4 separate regions of the Homo sapiens genome follow, and regions 1, 3 and 4 are each linked to region 2. Evidence: read pairs that join two places in POLR2A ChIA-PET (ENCODE). Cell type or tissue: HepG2. All regions are shown on one strand. Each heading gives the region's core, and the rest is flanking DNA. Links, peaks and the distances in the headings are about the cores only. Region 1 has its middle 8.8 kb from the start of TOPBP1. Region 2 holds the start of TF (transferrin). Region 3 has its middle 19 kb from the start of TOPBP1. Region 4 has its middle 14 kb from the start of TOPBP1.

Region 1 (5,173 bases), core at 744-4,743, 76 kb before region 2:
CTGAACCCAACCAGAAACCTGGAGTATTCAGACTTTGATTTAATCCTCAAATTTTCGCAGCACAAGTAGGTGGAAAGTCATACAGCCCCAAGGAGCACAAACTCCTCAGTATTCAGATATGGATAGAGAGGGTAATAGAAAATGAAGATCCTCCCAGAAGGAGGTACCAGGGATCCTGGAGAGCAACGAGCAAAGGAGCTCCTGTCACAGAACAGAATCTGATCTAATCAGAACCCCCAATCGAGAGCCTCCTAGTGCCTGCCCAACTTCAAAATTGATACTGACCAATGATGGCTATGGGTCTCCACTCCTCCCTTTTCTGAAAGGGAGTTTTATTGTTGTTATTCTGTTTGTGCCTCCCCATTCCCCAGTGTGTAGCAGATGTGTGCTTGGGCAGGGAGGGAAAAAAACATGTCTGGATTCTGGCAGAGACCATGTAGAAACCCTTAGTGTCCCACCCATACCCCCTCACCCTTAGCACTCATGCACATTAGGAAACTTCCAGCTGCCAGCATCTGTGTTCATTGCATGAAGGCATTCTCTGGCACCAGGAATCTGCTCTGCCACCTGCACAGTAGGCCAGAGGGCTAGAGGATTTATGACCTATAGGGAAAAAAACCCCTTAAATGATGGCTGACAGGAGTTGGTGCACAAAAACCCTTGTTTGCATGTCCCGTGGATGGGACATCCACTCTGACTCTCATAGTTTCCTCAGGGGAATTAAGTCCCAGTGTCCACAGTGGCATCTGACTTGTTAACACATTCTTTGGATGCCTTTCTCCCTGTCTCACATCTCTATTTTCTTTTTTCTTTTTTTTTCTGAGACGGAGTTTTGCTCTGTTGTCCAGGGTGGAGTGCAATGGCGCGATCTCAGTTCACTGCAACCTCCGCCTCCCGGGTTCAAGCGATTTTCTTGCCTTGACCTCCCGAGTAGCTGGGATTACAGGTGCCTGCGACCACACCTGGCTAATTTTTTGTATTTTTAGTAGAGACGGGGTTTCACTATATTGGCCAGGCTGGTCTCAAACTCCTGACCTCAGGCGATCCACCCACCTAGGCCTCCCAAAGTGCTGGGATTGCAAGCATAAGCCACCGTGCCCAGCCACATCTCTACTGTCTTGCCTGTGTTTCTTTACTTGTCAAATAAAACATCTGAGAAGGCTTGTCTAAAAGTCTGTTTTCTGGGTCTGCTCAAACTAAGACAAAAGACCCCAGACATGTGCTCCCCTTTCATAGTGTTTTGCTGTTGCTGAGAAGTAGTTTCCTAGCCAGAGACTATGGTTCCCATCCTCTTTACAATTGGTGGGGTCATGGGACTGAGTTATGGCCAATAGAATATAGGTAGAAGTGATGTTTGTCACATCCGAGCTTGATCCAAGGAAATTTCTTGCACTACCTTCCACGCTCTTCCTTATTCTGTCATTTGAATATCAACACACAGAGCAATCTTGGAAGCCATGTGTTGAAAATGGCAGAACCTCTCTCAGCCTGGATCTCTGAATGACTGAATGGAGCTATGAAAGTGAACTCCCCACTCCCACCCTAACAAATCACCACGATTGCTGCCAGATGGGCTTTATGTTACTAAGAGGTCAACTCCTATTGTGTTAAACCATTAAGATTTTGGAGCTTTGCTATTATAGCAGTTAGTGCTATTTGTGAGACACTATTTTCCAACCTTATATTAGAATGTTGGGCAAGAAAATTTGATCTCTGCCCTCATAGACCCTATTTCCTTTCAAATGTATGAATAAGTGAAGGGAGAGCCAGGACAGTTAAATCCAACCAATTCTGAACTTGGAAACAGTTTAAACAAACATGGTGCCCCATGCCGTTATTACTTCAAGATGCCTTGGAAAGGGGAAAGTGTGAAATTGCTCCAGAGACAAATGTCAGAGGCCACATGAGAAACAGCATGGACTATGGAAGCAGGCTGCCTAGTTTGAATGCCAGCTTGGACACCTACTAGCTACCTGACCTTGGGCAAGTCACTGGTTAACCTTTCTGTGCTTCACTGTCTCTCTGTACAAAAAGAGGATGGCAATAGCCTTATGGGGTTACTATCATTTAACATTTGGGAAGCACTTAGTACAATGCCTGGTACACACTAATAAATCTATAAATCCCAAGTTTTCCAAAGACCATCTTTGCCGTGAAGTTTTAAAACTGTTTTCCACCATACAAGCATCTAACCTTCTGCTTTGCTATTTATGAGAGCCTGTACCAAAGCACAGAAATGACTTTAGCACTTTGGATGTCCTATCTTTGCAATATCACTTTGTCCCAGTACACACGAAGTTTTCAGAGTTTGATCTAATCTAGGGTCGGGGGCACAGTGGCTGCTATTGGATTTAGGCTGTGTTAGTTTTAGGTGAATAATTAACCTTAGAAGGAATGATCACCTCTGGACTTTATTTGGTTTTTGTCCATAGGCCTGCATAGGAGATTGCTCAACCCACTTTTGAGACATTTGTGTGCATTTATTGATCTGTTTGATTTTTTGAGCCCAATACTATAGCAGACAGTATTTTCCAACCTTGTGTTAGAATGTTGGACAAGAAAAAAGTGATCTCTGCGCTCATAGATCCTATTTCCTTTCAAATGTATGAGTAAGTGAAGGGAGAGCCAGGACAGTTAAAGATGAACCACTCGGCACATGGCCAGGGGGAATCTGGCTTTACCTGAGCAGAGGGTCACTGCTGGCTTACAGAGAAGCCAGCCGAACTGATGGCAGTCTCAGGGCTGGAAAAACAGAAGTGGAGGCAAGATCCCATTGAGAAGGGAGGAGCAGAGAACTAAGCTTGACAAAGGGCCAGTTTTCTCCTTAAGATACTTGGCACAATTTGAAGTTCCATGGAATGGGAGATAAAAAGATAATGCCACACCTTGAAGAGGCTCCAATAAATATATCAAGTATATGAGGTTCCTGTTACTACTGTAACAAAACTTAATATCTTACAGTTTTGGAGGTCAGAAGTCTGAAGTGGATCTCACTGGGCTTAAATCAAGATGTCAGCAGGGCTGAGTTCCTTTCTGGAGGCTCTGCTTCTACATTTAAAGAACCCTTGTGAGGATATTGGCCCACCTGGATAATCAAGCAATACATTTCTCAATAAACCATGAGTTGAATAAGAAATCACAATAAAATTAGAATATATTTTGAACTGAATAACCATGAAGTTATAATATATCAAGAAAAGGAATACTTATAGGCAAATTTATAGCCTTTATCACATGTAATAGAGAAGAGAGGCTGAAAAATCAGTGACCTTAACTGCCTTAAAAGAAAAAAAAAGGCAAGAGAGGCCAGGCATGGTGGCTCACAGCTGTAATCTCAGCACTTTGGGAGGCCAAGGCAGGCAGATCACTTGAGGCCAGGAGTTCGAGACTGGCCTGAACAATATGGTGAAACTCCATCTCCACTAAAAAATAAAAATAAATAAAAATTACCCGGGTGCTCTGTCTAATGCCTGTAATCCCAGCTACTCAGGAGGCTGAGCCAGGAGAATCACTTGAACCCAGGAGGCGGAGGTTACAATGAGCCGCAATCTTGCCACTTCACTCCAGCCTGGGCGATAGAGTGAGACTCTGTCAAAAGAAAAAAAAAAAAAAAGAAGAAGAAGAAAAAGGAGAAGAAGGAAAGAAAGAATAAAGAAGCTAGAGAAAGACCAAAATTCAAAGTCAACAGAGCAGAAATCAATGAAACAATAAATGAATGTACAATAGAGAAAAACAGCAAAGCCAAGGTTGATTCTCTGAAAAGATTAATGAAATAGGTAAAATCCTGGCAATACTAATCAAGGAAAGTAGTAAACATAAATCACTAATATCAGCAATGAAAATACTAAATACCATATACTAAAAATGTCAAAGGATAAGATCATGAATGATTTTATATCAATAAATTTGAAAATTAGATAAAATGGACAAATTTCTTTAACAAAAAACTTACCAATATTGAAACTTGAAGGATCATAAAATCTGGATATTTCTCTAGCTATTTAAGAAACTCAATCTGTTATCAAAAACTTTTCCACAAGTAAAACTCTAAACACAGGTGGCTTCACTGGTGAGGCCTTCCGAACATTTAAGAAAGAAAGAATGCTATTCTTACACAGTATCTTCCAGAGAATAAGAAAAGAAGTAACATATTCCAATTAATTTTATGAGCAATTAAAACCTTGCAACCAAACTTTTAGTGACATTAAGATAAAGAAACCTGCAGAATGATTTCTCTCACGAACACAAATGCAAAAAATCCTAAAAAAAAAAAAAAAAGTAATCAAGTTCAGCAATATGTAAAAAAATGTTATACGTAATAGCCAAGTGGGGTTTATTCCAGGAATGTAAGAGTAGTTCAACATTTAAAAATCAATTAAAGGAGTCCAGCGTGGTGGTGCACTGCTGTAGCCCCAGCTACTTGGGAGGCTGAGGAGGGAGGATCACTTGAGCCTAGGAGGTGGAGCCTTCACTGAACTATGATCCCACAGCTGCACTCCAGCCTGGGCAATAGAGCAGGACCCAAGCAAGAGGGAAGGGAGGGGAAGGGGAGGGAAAGGAAGGGGAGGGGAGGGAAGGGGAGGGGGACAGAAAAAGGAAAGAAGAGAGAAAGAGAAAGAAAAAGAAAGAAAAAAGAGAATAAGAGAAGTTTACCACATTAATATAAAAGAAAAGGGAATCATATGAGTATCTTAGGTGCAGAAAAAATACTTGACAAAATGCAATACCCATTCATGATTTTTAAAAAATTTAGGCAACCCAGGAAGGAAGGAAAGTTCCTTAATATGGTTAATAATATTTAAAACAAAACAAAACACCAGCAAAAATTTTGCATAATGGAGAATTATTGAAAACTTTCCCTATCACCCTTCTACTCAATTTTGTATTAATAGTTCGGCAGTAACTATTAAAGCTGAACGTACATCTACTTCATGATGTATGGGGAAACCCTGCAGTGATGCATCCCTAAGTGCACGAAAAGACATGTAGTAGAATGTAATGTGAGTTCTAGCCAGTGCAGTAAGTCAAGAGGAAAGAGATTCCTAAGGATCTGAAAGGAAAAAACAAAACTGACCTTATTCATATAAGATATAAGGATGTGCATAGGAAGGAAGCAATTCCAACTAATAAGACAACTCAGCAAGATCACTGGATTCAAGGTCAATATACGAAA
Region 2 (5,173 bases), core at 700-4,699:
CTAGGTGTGTGTAGATGACGTGGGAGCACCAGTTCTCTATGTCTTGTCTGAGCTTCCTTCATATCCCATGAGGCTGTATATTTCCTTCCCAGCACCTGTCTTGGGCTTGGACTCAAAGGACCCTTCTGAGGACAGGGCATAGAGCTGGCTGCTCTGGAGAGGACTCAGCCTGGCCAGTAGGTAGTTGCTCCCTGCTGAGGGGCTCTGGCTAGGCTATGGGCCTGTGGCTGGAGGACTGGCCTCAGCGGGGCTTAGTCTACGAATGTAGATGGGCTCCAGAAAAGGAGAATCACTGACCATCTTCTTTCCATGCCCTGCGTTGAGCTTCCCTGAGTTTGTGGCATGGGCTCAACCTTTCGTAACTGCACTTCCTGCTCTCTGGCAGACCCTGCAAGCTTACTACAGGGCCTGTCCATGCATCAGCTGTATGTGTGCATGCTGCTCTGCTGGGTGCCTTCCAGTTAGCCTTGCCCCTGACTTTTCCTGCTCATCTCACATCCTTACCTCAAGGTCTCCAAATGAATCCAGACCACTGCCTAGAGCCTGCTGCAGGGGCAGTAGGAATATGGCCCTCATGCTAACAGTCTTCTTTCCCTATGGCTCAAGCACAAGGGGCCCGTGGACGGGCAAGGGGGGAGTAAGACAGGGCAGCAGTGGTCACTCTCCCTCGCTGGTGAGGCTGATGTGTTGGGAAAGCCAGACTTGACTTCTGTCCTCACTGTAAACAGAAAGCTTCTGTAGTGGACTCTAAAGTGGGAGGTATGTAACCCCTTTGCATATGAGATAATCTTTTGGAGTGTGGGAGAACATAATCTAACTTCCAGTTATATTTATTGTTATTGCAAAAGATTAACAAATTATCATTCATTCATATTGAATGTGTGAATTGGCCCTATCTCCCACCTGAGTCTGCAGTCATGACAGATGGAGCCTTTCAGGTGTCCTAAGGGAAGATGGGGTTCACCTCACAATGCTAAAGGTGAAAAGGGGAGTGCCGACCCTGCCCTTTGTTTTGGCATTTTTATTTCCATACTTTGTGGTTTGTATGTGCCCAGTTAAACGGATGTACAGATTAGATAATCTGGCTTTAACTCCAACCTTCACGAGATGCACACATGCCTTAAAAAGATTCTTACAAAGAAACTAGAATTAGGAGACAATTCTGACAACACAAAAACAAGTGAACAAAAATCAAATGACTGACCTGACGTGTCCACTAGGCTTGATATGAGCTTGGTCAACTAAAACATGAGACAGAATGAATGACCATCTGGTCAGGTTGGATAAGAAGTAACTTTTGGCAAAATCTCTGAAGTCTGGATTTACACTTCGTGGAAGGAATCTTGACCTTTCCCCAAGTATATTATGCCTTGAGATAATAATCCTGTATAAGGCCGCATAAGCAAAACGACATTTGAAAATGAGTTTCATCTTTAGCTCATCCTTTTACAAATTTCTATTCCTTGTGCATGATTGAAGTGTACACATTTTTTAGTTAAAATATAAGCATATAGAAGGCACAAGTTCAATATTTTTCATGATAAGGATGTGTAATTAAACTGGTTAGGAGACTCATCGACTAGAGGGGGACATGGTGGCCCCAGGCTGTAAGAACAGGCCACACCGTCCACTGGGCCGCTTGCTTTGTGCTAAGATGACACTTTGTTCTGAGCCTCACAGTGTCTTGACCATGTTCCTGGAACCTTCTTGTTGGAGGGAGTTCATCTTCCCCTATGACTCTGTCCCTAGTCTAAGGTGTCCCACAGGAAGCTTGAGGGCGGGAAGTTTTCCAGCCCAGGAGCCTGAGCTCAGCGGGGCAGGAAGAGGGAGCAGCTCCTCCGTGGGGGACCTTTGAGAGCCCAGGAGCAGGATTTCGAGGGACACCTGGTGGGGAGCAAAAGGTGCTGAGTCTGTCTTTGACCTTGAGCCCAGCTTGTTTCTCCTGCATCCTCCCCCAAAAGGGGCTTTGCCTGTCATTCTGCAGTTCTAGTGTGGGGTCTGGGCGCAGTTCTTTTCCCTCTCCAGCCTCGGAGTCTTCCTCTGTGGACTGCGCAGATAGGACTGGTGGCACGGACCAGCTCTGCAGCCCTGGAGTCAGGAGCAGAGCCCCCCGGCTCCCAGCCCGCCGTAGCCGCTCCTGGCACCGAGCGAGCCGCGATGACAATGGCTGCATTGTGCTTCATGTCCCTTCCCATCAACATTTCTGTGCTGGACTCCTTCCACTCGCGGGTCGTCTCCAGAGCTCAGAAAATGAGGTGATCAGTGGGACGAGTAAGGAAGGGGGGTTGGGAGAGGGGCGATTGGGCAACCCGGCTGCACAAACACGGGAGGTCAAAGATTGCGCCCAGCCCGCCCAGGCCGGGAATGGAATAAAGGGACGCGGGGCGCCGGAGGCTGCACAGAAGCGAGTCCGACTGTGCTCGCTGCTCAGCGCCGCACCCGGAAGATGAGGCTCGCCGTGGGAGCCCTGCTGGTCTGCGCCGTCCTGGGTGAGTGCGGGCACGGGGTAGCACCGCAGAGTCGCTGGCCCGCGCGTTCCCTGCAACCCGGGCGGCCACCGCGCAGCCTGCATGCACTCCGCGCTCAGGCTGGAAGCCTGGGTGTCTGGGTGCCTTTCCATTGCCTCTCTACGCCCCACCCCTGGCCTTTGCTTGGGCTTCTAGACACCTTTCACTGCACTCACTGTCTTCTCCCCCTCCTCCTCTTTGTCCAGTAAATCTTGCAGCAGTGAAATACAATAAATCAGAGCACGTCTAACCAGGTTATCAAAACCCTTTGCTGCTGCCTCTTGTCAAGTCCGAACTCCTTAGCATGGCATTCAAGGCCTCCCGGGTCTGACCATTCCCCTTTCAGAGGCTGATGTCCCCTGGGTGCCCTGGGAGCTGTAGATGTCCTGCCAAGGAAGCGGTGCCATCGAGCGGTCAGAGCATGGGGTTTGAAGCCAGACTTCTTGGATCCAAGTCCTGGCCGGCTCCTCACCAGGGAGGGGGTCATCACAGCACTTGCCTGGGAGGGTCAAATGAGGGTCAGCGAGGTGGCAGATGCTGAGTACCAGTGGCAGATGTTGCACACATCCTGCTATGGGGCAGTGGCTGACGCCACACTCCCCGACCTCCTGAGGTGGGGCCCCCTTCATACTCTAACTTCTGCCTGCCATTCATGGGGCATTTGTCACACTGTTGGGGCTTCCACGTTTAGTTTTCTCTCCCCATAAGCTAGCAATTCCTTGAGAGAGGACCCCACGTTACTTGCCTTTATCCCCGCACAGAGCACTTCACAGGCTGTGCAAGGTAATGCTCCACTGAGGACACATTCTCGCCTATGGGAACTCTGGAGGCAGGGCTTTGTGGAGGGGCTGCCACAGGCTTATGTTGCCTCCTAGGATTTCCCATGGGCCAAGAGGGAAAATGGGGGTCGCTGGGGTGGCCATCCCTGGTGGCCCCTCCTCATGCATCCTGGAGAGCTGTGGGCCTCCTCTCCACAGGCTTTGTGGATCTTCTTCAGAGCCAGTGAGTCAGCCTTGCTGTGGTGGCCCACAAGGAGTGGAGATGACAGAGGGCCTTGGGGACAGGGCAAAAGCTCATGTGATAGGGATGCTGTCTCTGCAACCACATGGATTTTAATAGTTACCCATGGCTGGCTTCAGCTTTTTTTGTGAATGGCAGCCAAAAAGTGTGGTGAAAATGGAGGGATAGTTCAGTGGAGACAGAGGGGAGACTGTTGAATTTGTGGAGTTTTTAGTTCTTCCTAAACAGAGAGCAACAGACAAGAGTTACAGACAAATTAATTCTTTTCGTTAATTTACCCTCAACTACTGGCCAAGAAGGGGTGTAACTCAGAATGTTTTCTTCTTTTGTGCCCTGAGTAGCAGACCCAGAGTCTGGAGACCCAGATTCTAGGCCTGGCTTGGCCAACGACAAGCAGGGTGACCTTGGGTTAAAAAAAAAAAAAGGCATCATTCTCTGAGTCTCACTCCCTCTTCTCAAAAAGATGGCAATTCCTCCCCCGCTGGTTTTCCATAGTTGAGGTAGCAAGCCAATGTGTTGGGGTAGCTGAAAACGCCCTGTGCATACTGAGGCTTATGTTCCATGGGGGGCCAGGGGCCAGGACAGTGATGGGAGGAGACAAGGCGGATACAGAGGAGCAGATTGTCATCTCCAGCTGGGAGGTGATGGCCATGCCTGCACCCCTCTGGCCAGCAGAGGGTGGTCAGTAGGAAACTGGGAGGCCATTAGGGCAACCTTCTATTGGCTCAGACTCAGAATGCAGTAGAACTTGTGCCCTGTAGTGTTCATGGACAGGAGTGAGAGGAGGACAGGACTGAGGGGATGTGGCTGTCAAGGCCTTTCTAGGGGCGATGCTGTCTCTCCCTCAGCATAGGGAGTGGGCCCTTCCACCTCTGGCCTCTCTCCCCCAGGGCTGTGTCTGGCTGTCCCTGATAAAACTGTGAGATGGTGTGCAGTGTCGGAGCATGAGGCCACTAAGTGCCAGAGTTTCCGCGACCATATGAAAAGCGTCATTCCATCCGATGGTCCCAGTGTTGCTTGTGTGAAGAAAGCCTCCTACCTTGATTGCATCAGGGCCATTGCGGTAAGTCGCTGCTGCCTAAAAGAGAGTGGAAGAAAGCCATACTTTCTCTGTTTCCAGTCACTTTGGAACAATTCTTTACTCACAGGTAGGAGGCTGATATATGGGGCAGTCAACCTTGACTTACTAAAATCACTTCAAAAGTGGAAATGGGGAGGTTTTCTTTAATGTGTCTGGAAAGCAAAAGTCAAAAAGCACATTAACTTTTGCTTTCCAGACACAGTAGACGCAAGGGTGACTGTTTTGAGACCCTAGGTTCTCTGAACTTGGCGAAAATATAAGAATGCCTGCTATCAGGCTGGGCGCGGTGGCTCATGCCTGAAATCCTAGCACTTTGGGAGGCTGAGGCAGGTGGATCACCTGAGGTCAGGAGTTCGAGACCAGCCTGGCCAACATGGCGAAACCCCATCTCTACTAAAAAATATAAAAATTAGCTGGGCATGGTGGTGCATGCCTGTAATCCCAGCTACTTGGGAGGCTGAGGCAGGAGAATCACTTGAACCGGGGAGGCAGAGGTTGCAGTGAGCCAAGATCCTGCCACTGCACTCCAGCCTAGGTGACAGAGTGAGGCTCCATCTCAAAATAA
Region 3 (5,173 bases), core at 276-4,275, 66 kb before region 2:
ATAGGTTGCAAAAATTTTCTCCTATTCTGTAGGTTGCCTGTTCACTCTGATGATAGTTTCCTTTGGCCCAGCTATTTTTTGTTTTGTTTTGTTTTGTTTTGTTTTGTTTTGTTTTGAGATGAAATCTCACTCTGTTACCCAGGCTGGAGTGCAGTGACATGATCTTGGCTCACTGCAACCTCCACCTCCCGGGTTCAAGCGATTCTCCTGCTTCAGCCTCCTGAGTAGCTGGGATTACAGGTGGGCACCACCACACCTGGCTAATTTTTGTGTTTTTAGTAGAGATGGGGTTTCACCATGTTGGTCAGGCTGGTCTCGATCTCCTGACCTCATGATCCACCCGCCTCAGCCTCCCAAAGTGTTGGGATTACAGACATGAGCCACCACACCCGGCCAGCCCAGCTAACTTTTAATTTTTTAAATTTTTATAGAGATGGAGTCTCACCATCTTGCCCAGGCTAGTCTCAAACTCCTGGGCTGAAGTGATTCTTCTGCCTCAGCCTCCCAAAGTGTTGGGATTATAGGTGGTAGCCACTGCACCTGGCCTTTAAGTCATTTTTATTGATGTATGATTTACCTGTAGTATAATACTATGCACTCAGTTAAAGTATACATATAGTTCAGTGAATCTTCGCAAATATAACTATCCACGTAATTATCACCAAGATAAATGACATTTTCATCACCCGCAAAATGCCCCCAGTCATTCCTACTTTCTGCCACTATAGATAAGTTTCGTCTTTTCTAGGATTTCACCTAAGTGGAATCATACAGTATATTGTGCTTTGTTTGGCTTTTTTTTTTTTTTTTTTTTTTTTACTCAGCATAATTGTATTGAGATTCATCCATGTTCTTGTGTGTAGCATGCTTCATTGCTTTTTATTATTGGGTAGTACTCTATTGAATGGCTTTACCACAGCTTATTCACCCATTCACTTGTTGATGGATGTTTAGATTGTCTCCCATTTGGGGCTATTATGAATAAAGCTGCATGAACATTAGTGGACAAGTCTTTGGGAGGACATGTATTTTCATTTCTTTTGGTTAAATATCTAGAATTACTGGGTCATACTGGTAAGTGTATGTTCAACTTGACTTTGAGTAGTTGTGCCATTTTACATTCCCACCAGCAGCATATAAGAATTTCAGCTGCACCATGTCCTGCCAGTGCTTGGTGGTGTCAGTCTTTTCACAGTTAGCCATTCTAATAGGTATGCATTCTAATAGGTATGTAGTGAAATCAATCTCTATGTGATTTTAATTACATTTCTCTGGGGACTCATGATGTGAGGATCTTTCATGTTCTTATTGGCCATTCCTGTATCCATATATAGTCTTTTATGATGTTTCTATGTGAAATTTTTCTCCATTTTTTTTAAATGATGGGAGGCTTCCTGGCTTTTACTCACACTTTTTTTTCTTTTTCTTTTTTTTCTTTCTTTTTTGGAGTTATAGGTTCTCCCTCTGTTGCCCAGGCTGGAGAGCAGTGGCACAATCATGGCTCACTGCAGTCTCGACCTCCTGGACTCAAGAGATCCTCCCACCTCAGCCTCCTGAGTAGTTGGAACTACAGGCACATGCCACCACACCTAACTAATTTTGTATTTTTTGTAGAGACAAGTCTCACTATGTTGCCCAGGCTGGTCTCAGACTCCCTGGGCTCAAACAATCCTTCAGCCTCAACCTCCCTAGCAGCTGGGATTGTAGGCACACAGTATGGCATCCAGCTACTCTCCACCTTTTATTTCTTTTCTTTTCTTTTTTTTTTTTTGACATAAGTACAGTGGTGACTGAAAATGCTGACTTCTAAAAAAGGCCTTATCTTGACATTCCACACAAAGGCACATGGCCTGCATAATTCTACTCCCTTGGTTGTGCTTCTTACCCTGTCTTGCTACTACTGAAGATGTTTTCAAGTAAATTTGAAGGGCTCTATTTGTCCCTTTCATCACTGGCATGGGATTCTGTGTAAGGTAATTTGGCATCTTCTGTACTATTTCTTTTAATATTTCCTACCTATAGACAGTTAAAAGGCAGTATAGGTTTCGGAGTCAAACAGACCCAGATGGTTCAAATATTAAGCTGAACTCCAGTTATTTAATTCCCTGACAGTTTTTTTAAAAAATCTCATCTCTAAAACAGGGTATGATAATAACTGTGAAAATTAGAGGAAAGAAACGTGCTTGGCACACTGCCTGACATATGGGGGCTCAGCCAAAAATGGTAGCTGTTATTATTGTAAACTTCACCTTCTAGAGTTCATTTAAATAACGTTTTGCCTAAATACTACAGATTTGTAAACAGCATTTTGCCTTTCTAGTGCTCTCTACACTAATTATTGCAGCTTCCAATGCCAGTGAACTAAAGTCACTGATTTTAATGCCCCCACAATTAGTACCATGTAAGCTTTGAGTCACCGAAGTTAAGATACTGACTAGGATCTGAGGTTCCAAGATGGCCAAATAGGAACAGCTCCAGTCTACAGCTCCCAGCGTGAGCTACGCAGAAGACAGGTGATTTCTGCATTTCCAACTGAGGTACCAGGTTCATCTCACTGGGTCTTGTTGGACAGTGGGTGCAGGACAGTCGGTGCAGCCCACGGAGCATGACCCGAAGCAGGGTGAGACATCACCTCACCTGGGAAGTGCAAGGGGTTGGGGAATTCCTTTTCCTAGCCAAGGGAAGCCGTGACAGACGGCACCTGGAAAATCGGGTCACTCCCACCCTAATACTGAGCTTTTCCAAAGGTCTTAGCAAACGGCACACCAGGAGATTATATCCCACACATGGCTCAGAGGGTCCTACACCCATGGAGCCTCGCTCATTGCTAGCACAACAGTCTGAGATTGAACTGCAAGGCAGCAGTGAGGCTGGGGGAGGGGCGCCCCTCATTGCTGAGGCTTGAGTAGGTAAACAAAGTGGCCCAGAAGCTCGAACTGGGTGAAGCCCACTGCAGCTCAAGGAGGCCTGCCTGCCTCTGTAGACTCCACCTCTGGGGGCAGGGCACAGCTGAACAAAAGACAAAAGAAACTTCTGCAGACTTAAACATCCCTGTCTGACAGCTTTGAAGAGAGTAGTGGTTCTCCCAGCATGGAGTTTGAGATCTGAGAATGGACAGACTGCCTCCTCAAGTGGGTCCCTGACCCCCGAGTAGCCTAACTGGGAGGCACCTCCCAGTAGGGGCTGACTGACACCTCATATGGCCAGGTGCCCATCTGAGACGAAGCTTCCAGAGGAATGATCAGGCAGCAACATTTGCCGTTCTGCAATATTTGCTGTTCTGCAGGCTCCATTGGTGATACCCAGGCAAACAGGGTCTGGAGTGGACCTCCAGCAAACTCCAATGGACCTGCAGCTGAGGGTCCTGACTGTTAGAAGGAAAATTACCAAACAGAAAAGACATCAACACCAAAACCCCATCTGTACGTCACCATCATCAAAGACCAAAGGTAGATAAAACCACAAAGATGGAGAGAAACCAGAGCAGAAAAGCTGAAAATTCTAAAAATCAGAGCACCCTTTCTCCTCCAAAGGAATGCAGCTCCCCACCAGCAACGGAATAAAGCTGGACAGAGAATGACTTTGACGAGTTGAGAGAAGAAGGCTTCAGACAATCGGTAATAATAAACTTCTCCGAGCTAAAGAAGGATGTTCAAACCCATTGCAAAGAAGCTAAAAACCTTGAAAAAAGGTTAGATGAATGGCTAACTAGAATAAACAGCATAGAGAAGACCTTAAATGACCTGATGGAGCTGAAAACCATGGCACGAGAACTACGTGACGCATGCACAAGCTTCAGTAGCCAATTCGATCAAGTGGAAGAAAGAGTATCAGTGATTGAAGATCAAATGAATGAAATGAAGTGAGAACAGAAGTTTAGAGAAAAAAGAGTAAAAAGAAACGAACAAAGCCTCCAAGAAATATGGGACTATGTGAAAAGACAAAATCTACGTCTGATTGGTGTACCTGAAAGTGACGGGGAGTGGAACCAAGTTGGAAAACACTCTTCAGGATATTATTCAGGAGAACTTCCCCAACCTAGCAAGGCAGGCCAACATTCAAATTCAGGAAATACAGAGAATGCCACAAAGATACTCCTCAAGAAAAGCATCTCCAAGACACATAATTGTCAGATTCAAGTTGAAATGAGGGAAAAAATGTTGAGGGCAGCCAGAGAGAAAGGTTGGGTTACCCACAAAGGGAAGCTCATCAGGCTAACAGCTGATCTCGCGGCAGAAACTCTACAAGCCAAAAGAGAGTGGGGGCCAATATTCAACATTTTTAAAGAAAAGAATTTTCAACCCAGAATTTCATATCCAGCCAAACTAAGGTTCCTAAGTGAAGGAGAAATAAAATCCTTTACAGACAAGCAAATGCTGAGAGCTTTTGTCAACATCAGGCCTGCCTTACAAGAGCTCCTGAAGGAAGCACTAAACATGGAAAGGAAAAACCGGTACCAGCCACTGCAAAAACATGCCAAATTGTAAAGACCATCAAAGCTAGGAAGAAACTGCATCAACTAACGAGCAAAATAACCAGCTAACATCATAATGACAGGATCAAATTCACACATAACAATATGAACCTTAAATGTAAATGGGCTAAATGCTCCAATTAAAAGACACAGACTGGCAAATTGGATGAGTCAAGACCCATCAGTGTGCTGTATTCAGAAGACCCATCTCACATGCAGAGACACACATAGGCTTAAAATAAAGGGCTGGAGGAAGATCTACCAAGCAAATGGGAAACAAAAAAAAAGCAGTGGTTGCAATCCTAGTCTCTGATAAAACAGACTTTAAACCAACAAAGATCAGAAGAGACAAAGAAGGCCGTTACATAATGGTAAAGGGATCAATTTAACAAGAAGAGCTAACTATCCTAAATATATACACACCCAATACAGGAGCACCCAGATTCGTAAAGCAAATCCTTAGAGACCTACAAAGAGACTTAGACTCCCACACAATAATAATGGGAGACTTTAACACCCCCCTGTCAACATTAGACAGATCAACGAGACAGAAAGTTAACAAGGATATCCAGGACTTGAACTCAGCTCTGCACCAAGCAGACCTAATAGACATCTACAGAACTCTCCACCCCAAATCAACAGAATATACATTCTTCTCAGCACCACATCGCTCTTATTCCAAAATTGACCACATAGTTG
Region 4 (4,764 bases), core at 420-4,419, 71 kb before region 2:
AGAATTGTACGTATGGTATGATTCCATCTGCATAAAGCTCAAAAATCAGCAGAATTAGTCTATGTGTTAGAAGTCAAGATAATGGGTACCTTTGTGGGAGGGGGTTGTGCCAGCTTTGTTTGTTAACGTTTTGTTTCTTGATGTGGGTGCTGGTTATGTGGGTGTGTTCATTTGATGATAATTAAGCCGTACATTTATTTAGAACATGTGACGTTCTATGCATATTTATTATACTTTAATTAAAAGTTCTTAAAATTGTATTTAAATTCAGATTTTCCCCAGGCAGAAGTCACAGACCTGAGCAGGATCGGGCTGCAGGGGCGAGGAGAGGCCGCCCTCTCTGGGTTCAGCGCTTCACCTGACCTTGGCCTCCCGGAGCAGAGGGCTGCTGGGGACAGTGTCATTTGGGTAGAGTTTCCGAGAGGACCCAGGAGTGGTCCATTCTCTCGATGGAGACCCATTTGGGAGGAAGAATCTGAGAATCCTTGAGAATTGTGTTCAAAACGTTGGGTATATGAGAGCGCGTGCTTTCCAGGGGAAGAGCCCACGGTTTTCACCCTATGGACAGCCCCCGAATCCCTAAGCTTTTGTATTTTTGAGACGTTTAGGAGCTGCTGGGCTAGATGAGGGTCCAGGGGTCAGAAACCTGCGTATAGCAACTCACCTGGGAACCCCCGCGGATCTCTCTCTGGGTTGTAAAGCGGCCAGACTAGTGCGCTCCGAAGCTGCTCAGGCTCCGGGGTGCTGCCCCCTTCCCCGAAGTGCAGCCTTGCAGACCCCGGGGCTGGGAAGGGGGCGGGAGAGAGGCTTGCATCTTGCAGCCCTCCGGTCCCACGGAGGGCACAAGCTGCTCGCTGGCTGCCCCAAGGGAGGAGTGCGAGGAGTGGCGAGGGCTATCAGCCCTGGTGGGCGAACCTTTCCCAAGAGGCGCTGCTTGCTCCGGCGGGGTAAAGCCGGACGAGGCGCGAGAGTGGGGTGGGTGACGCGCGCCAGCCACGGAGAATGAGGCTCGCTATCTGCGCCCTGCTGTGCGCCGGGGCCCTGAGTAAGTGAGCGCTGGGAGTCGAGGTGGGGGCCGGCGCTGCAAGGTGCTCCGGGGAGGCACTGGGTGCAAGCAGCGGGTCGGTCACAGCGGGACCCTGCGCGACAACCGGACAGTCAGCGGGCCTGCGGGGCTGCGATGCACCCCTGAAAGTGCTTTCTCCACGCCGGCGCACCTGACACTTAGGTCCTCGCAGAAACCCCATTGACTAGGGAGAGGATTGCAGACTATGACTAGCTGGCCAAATCCTGTCTGCGGCTTGATGTTGTATACACCCAGATGAGAGAATGCTTTTCACATCTTTAAATGGTTGAAAGGGAAAGGCCAGACGCGGTGGCTCAGGTCTGTAATCCCGACACTTTGGGAGGCCGAGGCGGTGTATCACCTGATGTCAGGAGTTCCACACCAGCCTGGCCAACATGATGAAACCCCGTCTCTACTAAAAATACAAAAATTAGCCGGGTGTGGTGGCGGGAGACTGTAGTCCCAGCTACTCCGGAGGCTGAGGCATGAGAATCTCTTGAACCCAGGAGAGGGAGGTTGCAGTGAGCCGAGATCACGCCACTGCATTCCAGCCTGGCCGACAGAGTGAGACTCTGTCAAAAAAAAAAAAAAAAAAAAAAAAGATTGAGGGGGAAATCAAAAGAGCAATATATGTGACATGAAAATTATATAAAATTCAAATTTCAGTGTCCATAAATAAAATTTTATTAGAATGCAATCATGATCATTCGGTTAAATATTGTCTATATGACAGCTTTCAGGCTTGTCCAAGTCAAATATCCCTAAGTTTAAAACATTTTATTTGGGAAGCAAGAATTGAAATTCTGAGCATACACACAGACTGGGTGGTCTTCTATATGTCCAAAGGACAAAGAGAAGATTGGAGGTTTCATAGAAAGGAGAAATGTTCTTCTAGAAAGTTCATTGGCAAAAGTAAAATTTTGGGGAACTGGCAGATCCTGACTAGTGAGGGACTATAACAGGTAAAATTAGCCTTCGAGTCACAGCAGGTTTCAGCAGCTGTTAACTACACCTGGTCTCAGTTTACAACAGGCAGTTTCAGCAGCCAGGCTTGCGAAGAATTTCACATGTGGAGCAGTGCTATGTGCCCTGAGTGCTTTTTTGCCCCTGACTTCTCACTGTGTTTTAGTTGGGTATGACAAAAATAACCCACTTCTGTATGATCAACTTTCACAGGCTTCAAGGTCAGAGTTGAGGAGTTGCCACAGAGACTAAAGTATTTACTCTTTAGCCCGTGACAGAATAAGTTCATGACCCCTGAACTAGAGGCTGTTGATCTCGTTTACAGTGAAAGAAATGGGGTTAGAGGAGAGAAGGGATTTTTTCCCCCTGGGGCTTAAGGGTTATTATTAAGTGAGGGGGAGGAGCAGGCAGGACACATGTCAGGTGTGCCTAACATCTAACCAGAAGGGTTTTTCTCGCCTCAAACTGGACAGTGCTTCCAGTACTTTTACCATACAACAGAGAGGTAGAGAGATATAGGGGAAAAAACTATCACCATAGAATGAGATCCACCTGTCACTCACTGCTGTGTGACTCTGAGCTCTCCCTTGACATCTCTGAGCTGGTTTCATTCACTAATAATTGCGTTTTCACAACAAACACAATTGCTGTGAAAATGAGATACTGTATCTAGTGGCATGCAGAGCTCTAGGCACAGGTGAGTTACACCGGTAAAAATCTGCACATAAATGCAAGGGGCCCCTTCCTGTTTTGCGAGGGTGGGCTCCTCCAGGGCTCTTGGCGGGGTGATTTGAGGAAGGGAGTGATGCGAAGTCAATGAACTCATGCATGTGAAGAGCCCTCCCTGGCTCAGCAACTGTTGGTTCTGTCCAGCCCTGGTTCTGTCACGTCTGAGGCTGTTGTAAATAATTTCTGGGGTAGGGTATCTTATGTGGGGTGAGGGGTGAAGGGCAGAGCAAGAGGAAGGCAGGAAGGGAAGGGGATGCTGTGGTGGCCCCTCCCTGGCTCAGCACGGCCACGTGGGGCCACACAGGGAGCTCTGCTGGGGCTAGGGAAGGCTGGAAGGCAGAGCACAGTTGTAGTTGAACTGCAGTCACAAGGAAACCCAGAGTGCAGCCCCGCTGGGATCGTTCCTAAATTCTTCTTGAGTAGGGCTTCTGCTATTCTTCCTCTGTCTCTCGTCCTGGCAATGTCAGGCTCTGACCAAAAGTTCATTTACCCAATTCACCCTGTGTTTATAAACCAGAGACAAGAGCTGCCCATTTCAGCCTCCTCATTCATCTTCCCTCCTTCTTGGCTGCTGGACCAGGCCAGAGTCTGGGATACGCTTTCTTCAAAGCTCAGTGTTCTAGTCAAACAAGAACTATTCTGGTGGCAAATGACAGAAAATGCAAAGTAGCTTGAATAAAAAAGACCAAAGGGAAGGGGGCAGTTATTGGTATGCCCTGTAAGAGCCAGGAGCCAAGGGCTCAGACAGCCTGTACCTCCACCTTGGCCTCCACCTCCTTTCTCAGCTTCTTGCCCTTGCTTAAGAACTTTCTCTATTCGGTGAGCATCAGCAGCTTTCCCGTTTCAGGATCAGTCTGAAATATTCACAGTGGGCTCTGATTACCTCTGCTTTAAATTGTCATATGGCCAGTGCTTTTAGTGAGTGACCTAGTCTAGGTTACTTGACTCTGGCTTAGCTTGCTTGCCCACACTTTCTCTTTCTTTTAAAAATCATTTATTGGCCGGGCACGGTGGCTCACGCCTGCAATCCTCGCACTTTGGGAAGCCGAGGTGGGTGGATCACGAGGTCAGGAGTTCAAGACCAGCCTGGCCAAGATGGTGAAACCGTGTCTCTACTAAAAATACAAAAATTAGTCAGGCGTGGTGGTGGGCGCCTGCGATCCCAGCTACTCGGGAGGCTGAGGCAGGAGAATCGCTTGAACCCGGGAGGCGGAGGTTTCAGTTGAGTCAAGATTGCGCCACTGCACTCCAGCCTGGGCAACAGAGCAAGACTCTGTCTCAAAAACAAAAAACAATAAACAAAACACAACAACAAAAATCATTTCTTTTTTTTTCTTTTTTATAGAGACAGGATCTGTCTCTGTCACCTAGGCTGGAGTGCAGTGGTGTGATCATAGCTCACTGCAACCCCAAACACCTAGGCTCAAGCGATCCTCCTATCTCACCCTCCTCAGTAGCTGGGACTACAGGTGTGCATCACCATGCCCAGCTAATTTAAAAAAAAAATTTTTTTATTATAATACTTTAAGTTCTGGGATACAAGTGCGGAACATGCAGGTTTGTTACATAGGTATACACATGCCATGGTGGTTTGCTGCACCCATCAACCCGTCATCTACATTAGGTTTTTCTCCTAATGCTATCCCTCCCCTAGTCTCCCACCTCCCAACAGGCTCCGGTGTGTGCTCTTCCCCTCCCTGTGTCCATGCATTCTCATTGTTCAACTCCCATTTATGAGTGAGAACATGTGGTATTTGGTTTTCTGTTCCTGTGTTATTTTGCTGAGAATGATGGTTTCCAGCTTCATCTATGTCCCTGCAAAGAACATGAACTCATCCTTTTTTATGGGTGCATAGTATTCCATGGTATATATGTGCCACATTTTCTTAATCCAGTCTATCATTGATGGGCATTTGGGTTGGTTCCTAGTCTTTGCTCTTGTGAATAGTGCTGCAATAAATATACGTGTGCATGTGTCTTTATAGTAGAATGATTTACATTCCTTT

What was found. Peaks named below come from ENCODE experiments on the same cell type or tissue, not always from the same donor. Only the 100,000 strongest peaks of a DNase experiment are listed, where the experiment ranks them.
Region 1: POLR2A ChIA-PET joins it to region 2 with 42 read pairs; 5 of 35 experiments call an interaction of 5 or more read pairs at or near these places.
Region 3: POLR2A ChIA-PET joins it to region 2 with 10 read pairs; 5 of 35 experiments call an interaction of 5 or more read pairs at or near these places.
Region 4: POLR2A ChIA-PET joins it to region 2 with 15 read pairs; 5 of 35 experiments call an interaction of 5 or more read pairs at or near these places.

What each region holds. Positions count from the first base shown.
Region 1 is chr3:133,668,198-133,673,370 of GRCh38, forward strand. It overlaps a transcript of TF not described here. Among named protein-coding and RNA genes, the nearest start is that of TOPBP1, 8.8 kb to the left of the region's middle. RefSeq lists an enhancer at 2,306-2,450 and a cis regulatory region at 2,372-2,385. In HepG2, for the core only: no CTCF peak of the experiment used is centred there; DNase peaks (open chromatin) are centred at 1,964 and 2,464; H3K4me3 peaks cover 379 bases.
Region 2 is chr3:133,743,995-133,749,167 of GRCh38, forward strand. TF (transferrin) reads left to right here and starts at 2,399. Exons shown (of 17, transcript NM_001063.4): 1 at 2,399-2,489; 2 at 4,418-4,590. The coding sequence starts at 2,447. In HepG2, for the core only: a CTCF peak has its summit at 4,190 (motif pointing right); DNase peaks (open chromatin) are centred at 2,237 and 4,227; H3K4me3 peaks cover 3,283 bases; H3K27me3 peaks cover 310 bases.
Region 3 is chr3:133,678,776-133,683,948 of GRCh38, forward strand. It overlaps a transcript of TF not described here. Among named protein-coding and RNA genes, the nearest start is that of TOPBP1, 19 kb to the left of the region's middle. In HepG2, for the core only: no CTCF peak of the experiment used is centred there; no DNase peak of the experiment used is centred there.
Region 4 is chr3:133,673,600-133,678,363 of GRCh38, forward strand. It overlaps a transcript of TF not described here. Among named protein-coding and RNA genes, the nearest start is that of TOPBP1, 14 kb to the left of the region's middle. RefSeq lists an enhancer at 1,010-1,540. In HepG2, for the core only: no CTCF peak of the experiment used is centred there; a DNase peak (open chromatin) is centred at 2,252; H3K4me3 peaks cover 810 bases.